3 separate regions of the Mus musculus genome follow, and all the other regions are linked to region 2. The links are chromatin loops, found by intact Hi-C in ENCODE. Cell type or tissue: left cerebral cortex. All regions are shown on one strand. Each heading gives the region's core, and the rest is flanking DNA. Links, peaks and the distances in the headings are about the cores only.

What was found. Peaks named below come from ENCODE experiments on the same cell type or tissue, not always from the same donor. Only the 100,000 strongest peaks of a DNase experiment are listed, where the experiment ranks them.
Region 1: a loop joins it to region 2, with 5 times the contacts of the local background. A loop is called at or near these places in 14 of 42 quality-filtered maps.
Region 3: a loop joins it to region 2, with 2.3 times the contacts of the local background. A loop is called at or near these places in 2 of 42 quality-filtered maps.

What each region holds. Positions count from the first base shown.
Region 1 is chr12:4,546,579-4,551,274 of GRCm38, forward strand. No RefSeq gene overlaps it. Among named protein-coding and RNA genes, the nearest start is that of Gm46332, 21 kb to the right of the region's middle. In left cerebral cortex, for the core only: a CTCF peak has its summit at 2,252 (motif pointing left); a DNase peak (open chromatin) is centred at 2,249; H3K4me3 peaks cover 600 bases; H3K27ac peaks cover 180 bases.
Region 2 is chr12:4,474,829-4,479,524 of GRCm38, forward strand. It overlaps Ncoa1 (nuclear receptor coactivator 1), which reads right to left and starts at 2,354. Exons shown (of 23, transcript NM_010881.2): 1 at 1,944-2,354. In left cerebral cortex, for the core only: CTCF peaks have their summits at 1,663 and 2,598 (motif pointing left); DNase peaks (open chromatin) are centred at 1,440, 1,698, 2,292 and 2,576; H3K4me3 peaks cover 1,738 bases; H3K27ac peaks cover 1,483 bases.
Region 3 is chr12:4,246,798-4,251,469 of GRCm38, forward strand. Ncoa1 (nuclear receptor coactivator 1) reads right to left here. Exons shown (of 23, transcript NM_010881.2): 22 at 3,039-3,093; 23 at 565-2,953. The coding sequence ends at 3,049. Among named protein-coding and RNA genes, the nearest start is that of Ptrhd1, 15 kb to the left of the region's middle. In left cerebral cortex, for the core only: no CTCF peak of the experiment used is centred there; a DNase peak (open chromatin) is centred at 3,144.

The DNA.
Region 1 (4,696 bases), core at 1,117-3,616, 72 kb after region 2:
AAGGGAAAGCTGGTAGTTATCCACTTGGAAACTTTTCTGCAGAGAAAAATTTCTCCACAATGCTCTGCATCTCCAGATGCAGACTCAAATGGCCCCCAGCCAGACACAGTCAGCGTGGCCACAGCAGCTGTGTCAGCCTGCTGTGCCTGCTTCCCACACCCGGGCTGTTGGATCGAAATGGCCAGAGAAACTTGAGACTCACACTCTAAGATAACTTCAGGAGAGGCGTATGCATACCAATAACTTGTCAGTGTTTCTAGGTATGGACAATACTATCTTATTCCACAGTGTTGAGAAATTGTTTCTATTCCAAAAGGAACAAACACGTGTGGCCTGTCTTGAAGAAACTGCTCCTAGGACACACTGCTGTTGCAAAGATTAGATTGCATTGAACGTGGACTACAGAGATTGCTAACTTAAACTCTTCTAGGACAAGTGGGAATTATTATTCAGTGAGGTGGACTAAAACTTTTGGACACTAGTTATATGCATTGGGCCAGGCAGTGGTGGCATACGCCTTTAATTCCAGGCAGAGGCAGGTGGATTTCTGAATTCGAAGCCAGCCTGGTCTACAGAGTGAGTTCCAGGACAGCCAGGGCTACACAGAGAAACCCTGTCTCGAAAAACCAAAAAAAAAAAAAAAAAAAGAAAGAAAGAAAGAAAAAGGAAAAGGAAAAGGAAAGAAGAGAAGAGAAGAGAAGAGAAGAGAAAAGAAAAGAAAAGAAAAGAAAAGAAAAGAAAAGAAAAGAAAAGAAGAGAAGAGAAAAGAGAAGAAGAGAAAAGAAAAGAAAAGGAGAGCCGGGCGTTGGTGGCGCACGCCTTTAATCCCAGCACTTGGGAGGCAGAGGCAGGCGGATTTCTGAGTTCGAGGCCAGCCTGGTCTACAGAGTGAGTTCCAGGAGAGCCAGGGCTACACAGAGAAACCCTGTCTCGAAAAAAAAAAAAAAAAGAAAGAAAGAAAAGAAAAGAAAGTATGTTACCAGACTATCAGCTCTCAGACTATCATCATCGCCATAGCGATTGGCGGGCTCATATCCCCTCGGGAACACTCTAGCAGGTCCTACACGTTGTGGTGCAAGATCCCAGCACCCACCGCCACTTCTGAGCGGCTCCATTTGAAACTCTTTACCAGAGCAGAGGCTTTGCTCCGAGCAGAAGTTCTGCGCCCAAGCCAGGCATAAAGCCTGGGCGAAGTAGCCGTCCTGGGGAAGCAAGGGTTACCACAGGAGGGGGCCTTCGTGGAGGGCAGTAAGAACAGCTGTCTGTGGGCAGCTGGAGCGGGGATAATTGGTGTGCAATGGAAATCTAGTAGGAGTGAGGGTCTGCCAAAACAAGCAAGGGACCCCGAAGGAGAGTGGAAAGGATACAAGAGAGAATTACCCCAATCACTCCATGTTAATATATTAAAGAAATTGATGTTTCTGGATTTGACATGTAATTTCAAAAGGAAAGAATAATTGCTTTATTCTTCAGAACAAAAAAAAAAAAAAAAAAACCTCCATAAAATGAGCTTTATGAAGAAAATTTTATCCTGAGAGTCACTGGGAATATGATTACTCTTCTAAAAGCATGTCAGACATAAAAGACGTGCTGAGAACCAACTACTGTCAGTTCTGGATGGAATGTCTAGTTTGAAAATGATTTATTCTCCATGTAAGGCTCTCTCTCTTCTGTAATATGTAAATTAGAGGTGGTTCGTACAACCCGGTGAGAGCTAGAGTAAGAAGTTTGGCTTCGAAGCAGTGACTTTTAAAAATAGTTTTATTGTTAATCTCAGTATTCATCAAGTCTCTGATGGCAGGGAATTTAGTTCAATCATTTTTCTAAGTCACTGCAGAGAATAAGTAAGTATTATCAAAGGAAGAAAAACCATTTCTGAATCGGCCTTGGCTCACACGTTGGCTTGAGATCAGGTATCCAACGTGAGCCCCTCTGGCAGGCACTACCCATAGCCTAACCCAAAAGCTCTTTCCACACCTTTCTTGATTAAAACAACAGCAAACACAAAACATTAAATATGTAAATGAATGTCTTAATTTCTCTGAAGTGCTGTACGATCTTGGTAAACCACGGCGCTCCTCTTTCTCTCTGTCCCTAAAAAGGGACGTGTAATGAAGTTGTCCGTGAATTCTGCTGGTAGCCTCCATTTTTCTTTCTACTTAGGGAGACTTAGAATTAAGAGAAAGCCCCTTTGCTCGCCTTTCCTCCTTCCTCTTGGCTCCCTGAGGCGCTAATTTGAGCATTGGCGCCATCTTGTGACAACAACAGGAAAGGTGAGAAGAGCCAGCCAGCCCGGTGCTTCTAGACATCTGAAATGGCACATTATGGGTGGGGCCGAGCCATCTTTAGCTGCACATTGTGTTACTTTCAACCCAAATAGTCCTGAGGTGACATCTTCTCAATTTTTTTATTTGAGGTCGTCATACTAAAAAAAAAAATCACACAGTTAAAATTTGAGGTTATATACTTGCTTTGTAAAAGCTAAAACAAAGGAGCAACTCATTATTGAACAGGTGTTTCTTTTAAGAGTTAATTATTTCTCCTAATTCCATAAATGTATATAATGAATTTTTACCTCATTGTCTTCTCTTGTCCCGTTCCCCCTTTCTTTTCTAGGTCCCCCTTTGTGTTTGATGTGTCTGACTGCCTTTAAGTAGTGTTGCTTGAATGAGCATCGGTGAGGGGTTATATATTACCAGAACACCAGCAACTTACCTACTCCAGAGAAGCAAACGTCTCTCTTATGCCATCAACAGGTCATCTTATAGCATCAATAGGTCTAATGGATCTAGTACGTCTTTCACCTACCCATGTGGGAACATTGGTGGTCTTTTGCAGGCACCGATGCTGGGGGTGTCAAGTTCAGAAGACTGGCTCCTTTCTTTCCACTCCTCCGTCAGAGGTGTCCCCTGAGCCTCAGAGGTGGCACTGTCTCACTGGGGCTGATCCCTGAGCGTATCTGACTCTCAGCCCTTTGACCAGTCATGAGTTTCTGAAGTAACTGTCACCTATTGCAAAAACAAGCTTCCCTGACCAAGGCTGACAGTAGCACGACTCCATGGACAAAACCTAAATATTGAAAAGGTAGTCTGATGGGCACAGTAGGCCTGTTTAGTAAATTAACAGCCACAGTTTCCTTGGTTAGGGCCTATGGTCTCCCCAGCCATGGTCTTACTGATCAATTTTATAATATTATGCAGGAATGCCTCCAGAATGCAAGCAGAAAGTGGTTGGTTACCCTCTAAGTAGCCATGCCATTATTATACTGTTTGGCACACCCTGCCTGGTGAGTTGTACATTGCAGGCCTTACAGCTGAGTAAGATTGCTTATGATTTTTCTTTCCCAGTCACCCAGATTTTGCATCTGCAAGCACTTGAGAAGCTAGCTACTAGGGAGGGACCTTCTAGCTTAGTCCCAGCTTGATTTCTCTCCATCCTATGGGCGAGATATGTGTGCTCTTAGCAGTAGGGGTTACTGTCTAGTTCTCATGGGCAACCAGTAGTGTCAATAGCTGGATTGTTTTGGGGGCCCTGGCATTTTAATTTAAAGGCCATAGCTTTCTGGGAACAATGTTACCCATCCATGCAAGGCCCCCTCATTCAAACGCCTGTTACATTAGTTTACAAAGCAGTGGATGATGCCACAGAGCTTCTTCAGACAGTCTGAACTGTGGCTAGCCAGCTCCTCACCTCCCATTTCTCTCGCCGTCTCCTGCCCCCTCTCCAGCAGCTGTTTTCCCAGTTATCCTATTTATTTGAATTTGATCTCAGGGTCAAAAAGAAAAAAAAAAACAAGTTAGAGCCTTTTTATCATTTCCTTTGGAATGCTACTAAATAAGTTTATTAGTAAGATAGCCCTCCTCCACAGCTGACACTTGTCCTCATGTCTCAACTATGACAATCAGTGAAATCTGAGGGGCTTGTGGTAAAGAAGAATTTTCACTAAAATGTAATCTATTTTTTAAAATTTATTTTTGACTCATCTATGAAATCATTAAAGCTGTACTAAATGCTTGGTACATTTAGTGCGCTAGGTAATGTTTCAATCAGATTTGATGTACTTATCTCATTAAACACTTAGCTTTTCTTCATGGTGAATACTTTTATAAATGCGTCTAGCTTTTTGGACTGTGGAATGCATTGTTAGCTATTATATGGGAAAGAAAATTTAACTGTCAGATGGAACTCAGTCTGTATGCATTTCTCCAACTTTCAATTTTAAAGGTTAAAAATCTACATATTCACAAATCGTAAAAATTGAAAAACATTTTTTTCTTATTAAGCAAAATTTTGTTTTTTTACAAGACAAGGTTTCTCTGTGTAGCACTGGCTGTCCTGGAACTTGATCTGTAGATCACTCTGGCCTGGAACACACAGAGGTCCACCTGCTTCTTGAGTGCTGGGACTGAAGGTGTGCACCACTACTGCCTGGCAAGCAAAATTACTTTTATTGCCATCCATCCTCCTTAAATGCTGCACATTTCCCCCTTTCCCTAGCCCTCATTCTTCATGTTCTACCCCCAAATTCTATCTTCACCCTATCCTCACCTCTGTGGGAGAGCGTTCTTAGTTTACTGTTTTGGATTCAAGCTAAACCAAACACATTTTTCTAACTCTGTATCCTCCGTGGACTCTGTTCCAGAAGTGTTTCCAAATAGAAACATCTCCTTACTTCTACAATGTTCTAAGCGTGCGT
Region 2 (4,696 bases), core at 1,220-3,719:
AAACCACACACACAAAAGCAATTTTATAGACACAACCCTATAAATTTTCTCAGAAATAAGGAAGAGATTAACTGTAAATTATGTAAAATTTAAGCTTTGCATCTATAAACCAAAGTTCAGTGTGGATTAAATTCGTGTAATAGATTAACATAAAATGTCTGCAAACCCGACTCTTACAAGCAACGAGCCTCGGATTTTCTCTCGAGCTCCTTAAGTCTGAATAAGAAATGGAAAGAAAACAGGACAGACTTTAGGTCACAGAACCAACTTGGCCCTTTCCACAGAGTACAAGAGATTAAGTAGAAACACTTCCATTTTACCTACTTTATGACAAATTACTCGAGGAATGCCTATTTATGAAACTGAATCAAATCCCATGGCTACCTTTAACCCAAAACTATTTCTAGCTCGGGAGCCAAAGACCCAAGCAAATACGCAAATACGTTCTTTTCACCTTATTCCCAACATGAAGAAATCCGACCCCACTCCTGCTACATCACAGCTTCTGTGAAGCTAGATGAGGCCCCTTTGGCCGACTCTTTTTTTTTTTTTTTTCTTCAAGACTAACCTCCAACCAATTCCATGCGAGGAAGCAAACCTCAAACAAATTTAACCCTTGAAATCCACCCCTACGACTTTACTACATAGTCTGGGCTTCACTGCAGGACTGCCATGCAGACACTTAAAAGATTTCTTCATGAAGTAAAAGCATTATGCTTCACAAATCATCACCATCATTTCTCTTGTCAATCATCGGGTGCTGGGACAGCGATTCACCTACGAACTCTTTACTCGCCAACATCACACTTCACATTTAAAAACTTAACTGTTTGGAAAGAGAAAAAAGAGAAGTCACCTTCTCCACAAGGACACCTGCCTCGCCTCTTCAGTGTCTCTATAAGGATAGAGGAGCCAGAAAGGCTAACGTACTCCCCAGCTTAAAGTTTCTCTCCCTACCAAACTCTTCAGCCACAGCACCTGGGCTTGTCCTTGTCACACACAGTCAATCCCTCCGTCTTCCTCTAACAACGTCACACTACAGGGTGTCTGGCCCATGGGAGTGACTGCTTTTTGTTTTGTTTTGTTTTGTTTTAATGTATATACAAATAAAATTAAACGAGCCACCGCAGAGGTGTGGTAAGGACCGAGGACCCCGGTGTCCAGTTTCTCCGAGTCTCTTCCAAGCGACTATGGAGAGCTCAAGTTCCATCACTGACCATTAACCAGCCCTACCTACAATCGTTGGACCAACGTGTGCTGCTTGTCTTTCTAGGTCCTTTCAGCAGAACCTTCCAAAGGGACCAAATTCCAGCCGCAAGAGGAAAATCTCCTTTATCCGCCCATTCCTACCTCCGAAATCCTGGTCCCAAAGGGAGAAAGGCAAGTGCAGCCAGGCTAGGCAAAGGGGCCGTCGAAAGCTGCACCCACAGAAAGGCATGCCTAGGTCGCCCCCATTTCGCTGTCCCAGTGAACAAGATTCAGAGAGGCTGACAGGCTGGCCAAGGTCACCGTGCTTGCTCGTCGGGGCCGAGGGGCGCCCGCGCCTACTTCCGGCTCCCCCTTTCGGCGGCGGCTCCGGGCGCCCGCTCCCCACCCGGCCCCGGGCCGCGCGCCCTCCGCGGATGCTCGCACTCCACTAACTAGGGCAACTGGAGTGCGCCGCAGGGACGGCGCTCTGCAGCGCGCCGCTCGCCCCGAGCAGCCCCCAGCTGGTGCCGTGACAGCTGCGACCTCCGCCCCCTGCAGCCGCGCCAGGCTAGCGAGGGAACTCGAGAAAAGTGGCAGCGGGAGATGGGTCCCAGAGCAAGCAAAGCCAGGACGGAGGGCGCCGGCTGCTCCCCGCCCCCTAGGGCCGCCGCGGCCGCGCGGCTCGTGACAGCTGCACCCACCGCGAGGCTCCCGCCGCCACCGCCGCCACCGCCGCCACCGCCGCCGCCACTCACCTGCCTCCGCCGCCGCCGCCTCTGGGCCGCGCTCCCCGGCGCCGCGCTCACTCGCGACTGTGGCGGCGCCGCCGCGGACTCCGCCGCTCCTCCGGCCCGGCGCCCGTCCCCGGGGCCCAGGCGGCCCGCCGCCGCCGCCGCCGCCTCGGCTCTCCGGCCCCCCTCCTCCGGAGCAGGAGTCCCCCCACTTCAGGGGGATGCAGAACCACCCCGGCACAAGCTGTGCTTGAGGGAACAGCAGCGAACTGCAGCCGAAGGGCTTGAGGCCGCGCTCCGACCGACGGACGACAGGACGAGGTGAATCGCGTCAGTCTCCCGCTCGCCCGGCCTGAAGAACAGGCATTTCAGCCGCTCTCCGCGGCCGCCATGTTCTCCTCCTCCACGGCTGCCGCCGCCGCCGCCGCCGCCGCTGCCGCCGCTGCCACCGCCGCCGCCGCCCCCCCGCTCGCGGCCCCGCCCCCGTGCCCCGCCCGCAGCGCCCCGCCCTCGAGCCCCGCCCCACCCACTCGCGGCTCCGCCCTCACCCCTGCCCCCTCCGCGGACAGGCCCAGAGCCCCGCTGCCCTCTGGCTCCGACGGCGCGCCCCGGGCAGCGCGACCCCTCCAGCCCCGCGCAGCGTGAAGCCGCCCCGCGCCCTCTGCCGGCCGCAGGCACGCCGGGGCCCGAAGTCTTAAGGAAGTGTGAGAAAGGAGGCCCGAACTCTTTCCGCACGGACCCTCCCCACGGGGCAGTTCTCTCTGCTGCCAGGAAGCCTCGAACCCCAGAGTGTCCCTTAGCGTCCCTGAGCGGGCTGTGGGACCTATGGCCTCTAGATGTTCTTTATAGTTTAGGGAAAGTTGGGGAGCAACCTGAAGGCCCTGGGGATCCCAGAGGAATCTGACCTGGGCCTGTTTCCACTCGCGAGTTGTTTTACTTTGAGTAAGAGACATCCCTCGGGCCTCGTTTTTGTTGTTGGTGTTGTGTTCTGTAAGATTTGAGAGGTGGTTTGCCTAGATGATTTCACAGACTATTAGACAACGGAAAAGAAAGATCATCTGCCCCCTTTCTTTTTGCAGATGAAAAGATCTGACTGACAGTGTCTGGCTCTACAATTGCATGAATTGACTAAAATGTCTGTCATTCACAGATCTTTTCCCTCTAGGGGGGACCCACATCTTTTTTTTTTTTAACCTCCTTTTTTTTCTTCTATAATGGAAATGCTACTTTCAAAAGTAGTGTTCCTTGTCACCGGAGGAATCAAGCAGCCACAGGACAGCTCCTTGAGCCTTGATCACTTTATCTGGAAAGCAGCTCTTATCCCAAGACCTGCAATGTACCACTCACTGTTCTCTCTGGCCGTGGAAGTGCTGTGCGGTCATCTTTGTTTCCCTGAGTTCTTGTCCTCATTTAGCTGACTTGTGATGCTGTTTTCTGCTGTTTCCCATCCTGCATTGGATGCCCCAAAGCAGCCTGTGAAAATCCTTAAGTCCTCCATGTCCCTTCCCTAAGTCAAACCTGACATCTCGCTGGCCCTCTCTGAGACAGCCTGTGACTTCTTTCACAAAGCAGGTACCTTCACCCTACTACTGCTGAGTGCCCTGTGCTGCCTTCATCTTCCTGTCTTGGTCATAGTTATAAAGCAGCCAGCAGACCATACTCAGCCTTCCTTTATGCAGTCATCCTTCCATCCCTGTGTTCATTCCGTTGATTCTTATCAAAGTCAGTACCCTAGTGCATTTGATTAGCTCCTGTCCTCACCTTCTTTACAGTACCACCTGCACAATCCACAGCCTTATTAATAGCTGAAGTGCTTGAAGGTCTCTATCTCTACTTAGTTTACTCCTGTGGAGTCTGTTTCCTGGTCTAATACCATCTACCCTGTGCAAAGTGCATTGTCCGGCCCTCTGGTGCTTACAAATGAGCCAAGTATAGGCAGTCCTCCTGTCTCTACTAGACTTCAGGAACTGCTGATGTGTAACTGTGGTGGGCACATCAACTTTATCTTGGTTTTTCTAACTGGATGTTTCTAGCCCCTCCTTTCTTACTCTCCCCTCTTCCTGTTTTGTGCCTCATTCTTTCTACCTGTTCTCTGAACTTTGTTTCACTAACACTTTTCTTGTCTTTTCCTTTGTGTGTTTGGGAGGCGTGGGGGTATGTTTAATTGTCTTTCCTTCCTCTTCTCTCATATAAGTTGATTTGGTTTGTATCCATAGCTTTAACTATTAGTTTCTGTCTTAACTTTAAGCCATTCTCAGGCTGCAGAGATGACTCAGTGGTTAAGAGCACTGGTTGCTCTTCCAAAGGACCCAGGTTCAATTCCCAGCACCCACATGATGGCTGACAGCTGTTTATAACTCCATTCCCAGCATATATGACATACTCTCTGGCCTCCCTGGGCATCAGGCACAGATGTGGTGCACAGGCACAGATGCAGGCAAAGCACCCATACTCATAAAATAAATTAAAAATTTAAATATACATCTTAAAACATTCTCAGACTACTCAGTACTGAGATTTTTTGTTTGTTTTATACTTATTTGTTTGTTTATTTGTTCAGTACCTTGCTACATAACACAGATTGGTCTCCAAGTCTGAGTCTTCCTGCCTCTGCCTCCCAAGTTGCATAAATATAGGTGTTTGCCACCCTGCTAAGATTTTACTGAATTGTGAATGTAACTTAAGTAGTATGTATATTGCTATAGCTATTCATGGGTGCTAAAGAAAATTCTTTCTCTGGAGTGAAATATCTTACTAAGTAAACCCTTTGACCTTGC
Region 3 (4,672 bases), core at 2,173-4,672, 230 kb before region 2:
GGTATAAGTTTAAACAAAAATTACTATTGGTGTGTGTGTGTGTGTGTGTGTGTGTGTGTGTGTGTGTGTGTGTGAACAGCAGAGCACTGCACTCCTGTGGAGGCCAGAGGAGTCCTCTCTCTGGGTTCTAGGAGCAGAACTAAAGTTGTTAGGTTTACAGATGCTGAGCCATCTCACTGGCCAGGGCCTGACTTTTATAAAATGCACTATCACACTGAAACGGCATCTTCAAGTAGAATTCCTGTATCAGTAATTGAGAGGGGCATGACATTTCACGGTTCTTTAGTGTTGCCTGGATAGTATCTTAGCCCCAGACAACAGAGTTTACTCATCAGACCAAAGGCCAGCTAAGTCAGCATTTCCTCAAGGCCCCCAGGCACAGCTTGGCTTTGGTCTCATCAACATTTTCTAGACTGGTTCATATTAGAGTAACTTTAAGGATTTTGGGCTATAGGATCATTTCTTTTTATTAACCTTTAATATTTGAAATCATTTGTGATTTGGTAATCTTTCTATATGTCCCCTCCCCTCCCCTCCATAGCGCATAAATGAAGAGGCAGCCCATGAGGTTGTTAAACAAATTCTATTCAGTAGCTGGAAAAGTCAATTTCCTGTGGAATGACAGGAATTACATAGAAGCAAGCAATTTTATTTTCCTCAAATGTAGCAATAATTTTAATCTGTACATACATAAAACAAACAGTGCAATTATAAAACCTTGAAGGTGACATGCATACTTTAAGGTGCAGTGGGGATAGGGGAGGGCATTAGCATCTCCAACTTTCCTTACTGCTGTTCTTTTCTAGGTCCTTATGCCAAAGCGCCGCGTCAGGAAACTTCATCTGGAATGCTGAAATTAAAGGTGAACTTCCTGAAGTCTGCACGTTTATTATCACAAACAAAATTGAAATGACCTCCTAGAGCGGTTTGGTAGGAACTAGAGTAACATGGCGGGGCTTTCAAGCTGGAAATGAATGAGATCAGGGATGCATTTTCTGCAAAACTAAAAAAGATAATGTCTGTAACTGAGGGTCCTATTTCTGGTTCATAGTTGCTACCACATGAGCCCTTCCACCATTTTCAAAATCCTGTAGTTTCTGAGTAGATGCCATTCAATGGAGTTGTTTGTACCAGGGGTGGCGAGATGCAGAAGGAAGGACCTGGGGAAATGGCTTCTTCCTTGAAGTCTTGAGTCCGTGCTCCTTGTCTGCATTGGTTCTTATGGCCTTTTCTCTGCCACGTGAGCAGAGGTAGCTGGTGACGAAGGTCACTGTTGCTGTCCACAGGCCCAGGGATGCTGGGCAAGGTTAGCAAGGGAGACTCCCTTGGCCTCTGGCCACACCTTAATCAAGCTCACCTGCCCGGTCAGTAGCACAACTGCTAGCACTAGAGTCAGTTCGCTGGCTCCTTTCTTGAGGTGGAGGTGGGGGTGGGGGCAGGATGAGAAGGGATGCAGCAGAGTAACAAGGCAAGGGGGTAACATGGTACCAATTAGCCTCGGAGCAGAGCAGAGAAACACATTTGCACTGATGGAAATTCAAATTCCCAAAGTTATTCTGAGACCAAAAAAAAAAAAAAAAAGGAGATTCTCTTTGAGCACTGATTTCCCTTCATCCAAGTGGCCTGTGCACTTTGATCAGCTGAGCCTGGCCACTCTGGGGTGGCCTCCCCTAGCTCAGCTACAATAGCTCTTTTCCAGCGGTGCCACTTTGATGAGACCCAAAGTAAATCCATACATGGCCTCACAGTTATTGGGATAATGAAATTACCAGCCAAACATAATGGCAATCCAATCAACATTATACTTCACACACAAATTTAGAAAAACCAAGAGGTTGAAAAAAAAAAGCATAAAATTAAACAGAACAAAATCAATTTCTACAAGAAATCAAAAATATATTTACAGTGAGATTTAAGGAAAAAAAGCTACTCGGATCATAAACTTAATTTTATTTTAAATAACTTTAGCTACCTTGCTGTTAACAAAGTAAAAGCAGAAAGAACAGGCTGCCTTCCCCGCAGACTCAATCAGAAAATCATATCTACAATAATTGATAGAACTTGGTTCTTGTCCTTCACCCATCTCATCAAAAATTATTGCATTTTCCCCCAAACTGCATTTTTGGATTCCTTGGTGAATGAATATACTAATTTCATCCTTTTTCCTGGAGGCATCTTGGTTTAAATCCATCATTATAAAAAGGAGAAGGGGTACATATGTAGACGCAAAATATTCTCTTGATGCCACAGATACAGGGTTGCTTGAAGAAGCTGATTGTACACACAAGTTGCCTGGGGCCGGGGGAGGGGAGGCTGCGGTGGGAGGAGCGTGACAGCCTTTGGTGGACAGACAGGCAAAGCCCCACAGGCTCTTCTTCCAGGGCAGGGACAGGGCTGAGCCGGTGAGGTGGGGCTTCGTCTTCCCCTCTTGTTATTTTGGTTTCCCTCCAAAAGCCTTCATCCAGATAAGAAGCCAATGACTGATTATAAAAATAAGAATAATTAACTTTTGGCTCAAGAAATAAGATTGTCCAACTGTTCTGCCTTGTTATTCTTTTCAATATCCAAGGCCTTTACAAAGAAGGAAACAAAAACACCACCTCTCAATCTCCCAACAAAAGTGAACTTTTTTTCTTTTTTTTCTTTTTTTTTTTTTTGCTCCAAATGCTACGATCTGAAGAATGGCTGCAGATTGAGATATCAAAAATCTCAGAAAAATATATAATATATTTGTATAACTCTGCATGTCTATTATTTAAATTTCACATTCCTTTAAAAGTGGTTATTCAGTCAGTAGCTGCTGAAGGAGGCTCTTCTGCTGGGCCTGGGGGGTCTGTGGTCCTGACGTGGGCTTTTGAGTTCCCAGTGGACCAGGCTGGTTCAGGTAAGGGTCCCCGCCTACCAGATTCACTGTACACTGGACGTCAGCAAACACCTGAACCTGCTGCACCTGCTGGAACACAAATAAAAGATGTGTTGAGACAGAAGGGCCTGCCCCCCCGGCTTATGAGTGGGTACTACGTGAAGTGGAAACTCACTAGAGCTCCTCTAGTCTGTAGTCACCACAGAGAAGAACTCTTCTGTCTTCTTGTCCTACAAAAAGAAAATCGCTGCACTCATTTTGCTCAGGGTTCTGGAAAGTTCACACTTAAAATAAAACCAAAACTGGACTGGTTGCGCCTCCTACAGGGTTGCCATCTGGACTCAGATGTCTTCTCTAATATTGTCAAGGCCGGGGAAAGCCTAGCTTCAGGGTTTGGGGACACAGTGGTGGGTTTTAACAATCAAATGCTATCTGGGAAAACTAGCTCAAAAGCATTCTATGGATGACTCGAATAGGGGAAAAATGTTTATGTCACTGAGAAATAAAGACTTTAACTGGGTACTAGCCAAGTAAAGTCGGCACGCTCTGCACCAGCACTGGCCTCACTGGGCGTCACATCTGGGTGGTTAGTGTGGTAAACTGTACACAGCTCCTTCGCACACTGACTTAAGATTCACAACACATAGCAGCAGAGACATTTTATCTTGGATTTTTTTTCCCTCATAGACAATTTACTTAACCACACAAGCTCAAAACAAAACAAAACAAAACCCAATAAACATCATTTGAGAACAGTGTAAATTTCTCTCTATTTCTAGTAGTATTATAATAAAGTCCTTAAAAATGTTTAAATTTACATAGTTCTGGCATCTCCTATTAGAAAACAGAGCCAGTCTTAGTGTTTCCCCACTAGCCTTACTAACACATTGTCTATAGAACTGATTGAGAGGCCACACTTCTGAATGCTCCAGGTGACAAACAGAAATGCTTTCTAAGGTAGCTTAGCGACTAAGACTTTTGGCAAACGTGCCTCATATTCAAAAGGTTGTAAAGGATTTTATATTAGTAATTCCTTATTTAGGCCATTTATCACTAATGCATGACAGTTACATTCAACTTTTCTGAAAATGTTCTATTCTAAATGGAATATAAGCTTTTTCTAGTACCCCTCTGCTCAGCTGGCCAGTGTCCCGTCAAGTTTCTGTGTCAGGCTAGCCTGTGGTCTCTTCTTGCTCCCTCTCCAGGACACAGAGCCATGGAGCCCCTCAGTGTCTGCTGAGTTAGGCTAGCATCCCTCCGTCCCCATCGTCCTTGGTCAGCAGCTTCTCAGGGTTGGCTTCTGGCTCCTCTGGGCTCTCTCAGGAGCCTGTCACACGCCATCTTTGGTACATTTCCAGTGGGGCTTCCTTCTCGCAGTGGCCTCTTCTAGCTACTGTTTCCATTCTTTTTCTTCTGGAAACTCATAGGGCCTTCTCTTCTCACAGCAACCTCCCAACCCACTTCCTGCTTCTCCGCTCTGTGTGTTCCTTTCCTCTTTTCTGTCTGGCCTCACACAGCTGAACCATGGCACTCCCTTTGTCTTCGCCTTTTCTATGTACCAGCCTGTATGCCACCATCTCCTGCGTGGAGAGGAGCGGGAATTCAGAAGTGATTTCTATCCTCTGTCTAACTCACTTTCCAGTTCCTGCTTGGTAAACACAGAACGAAGGACTAAGAAGACATCATGACAGGCTATAATGAATGACGACTATTCCACTGGACCTTCACATGAGCACAACCATGCCTTTCCGTTTTCAAATCAACACAGAAAATTCTATGTTTACTTGTTTCTAAGGATGAACTGTTGGA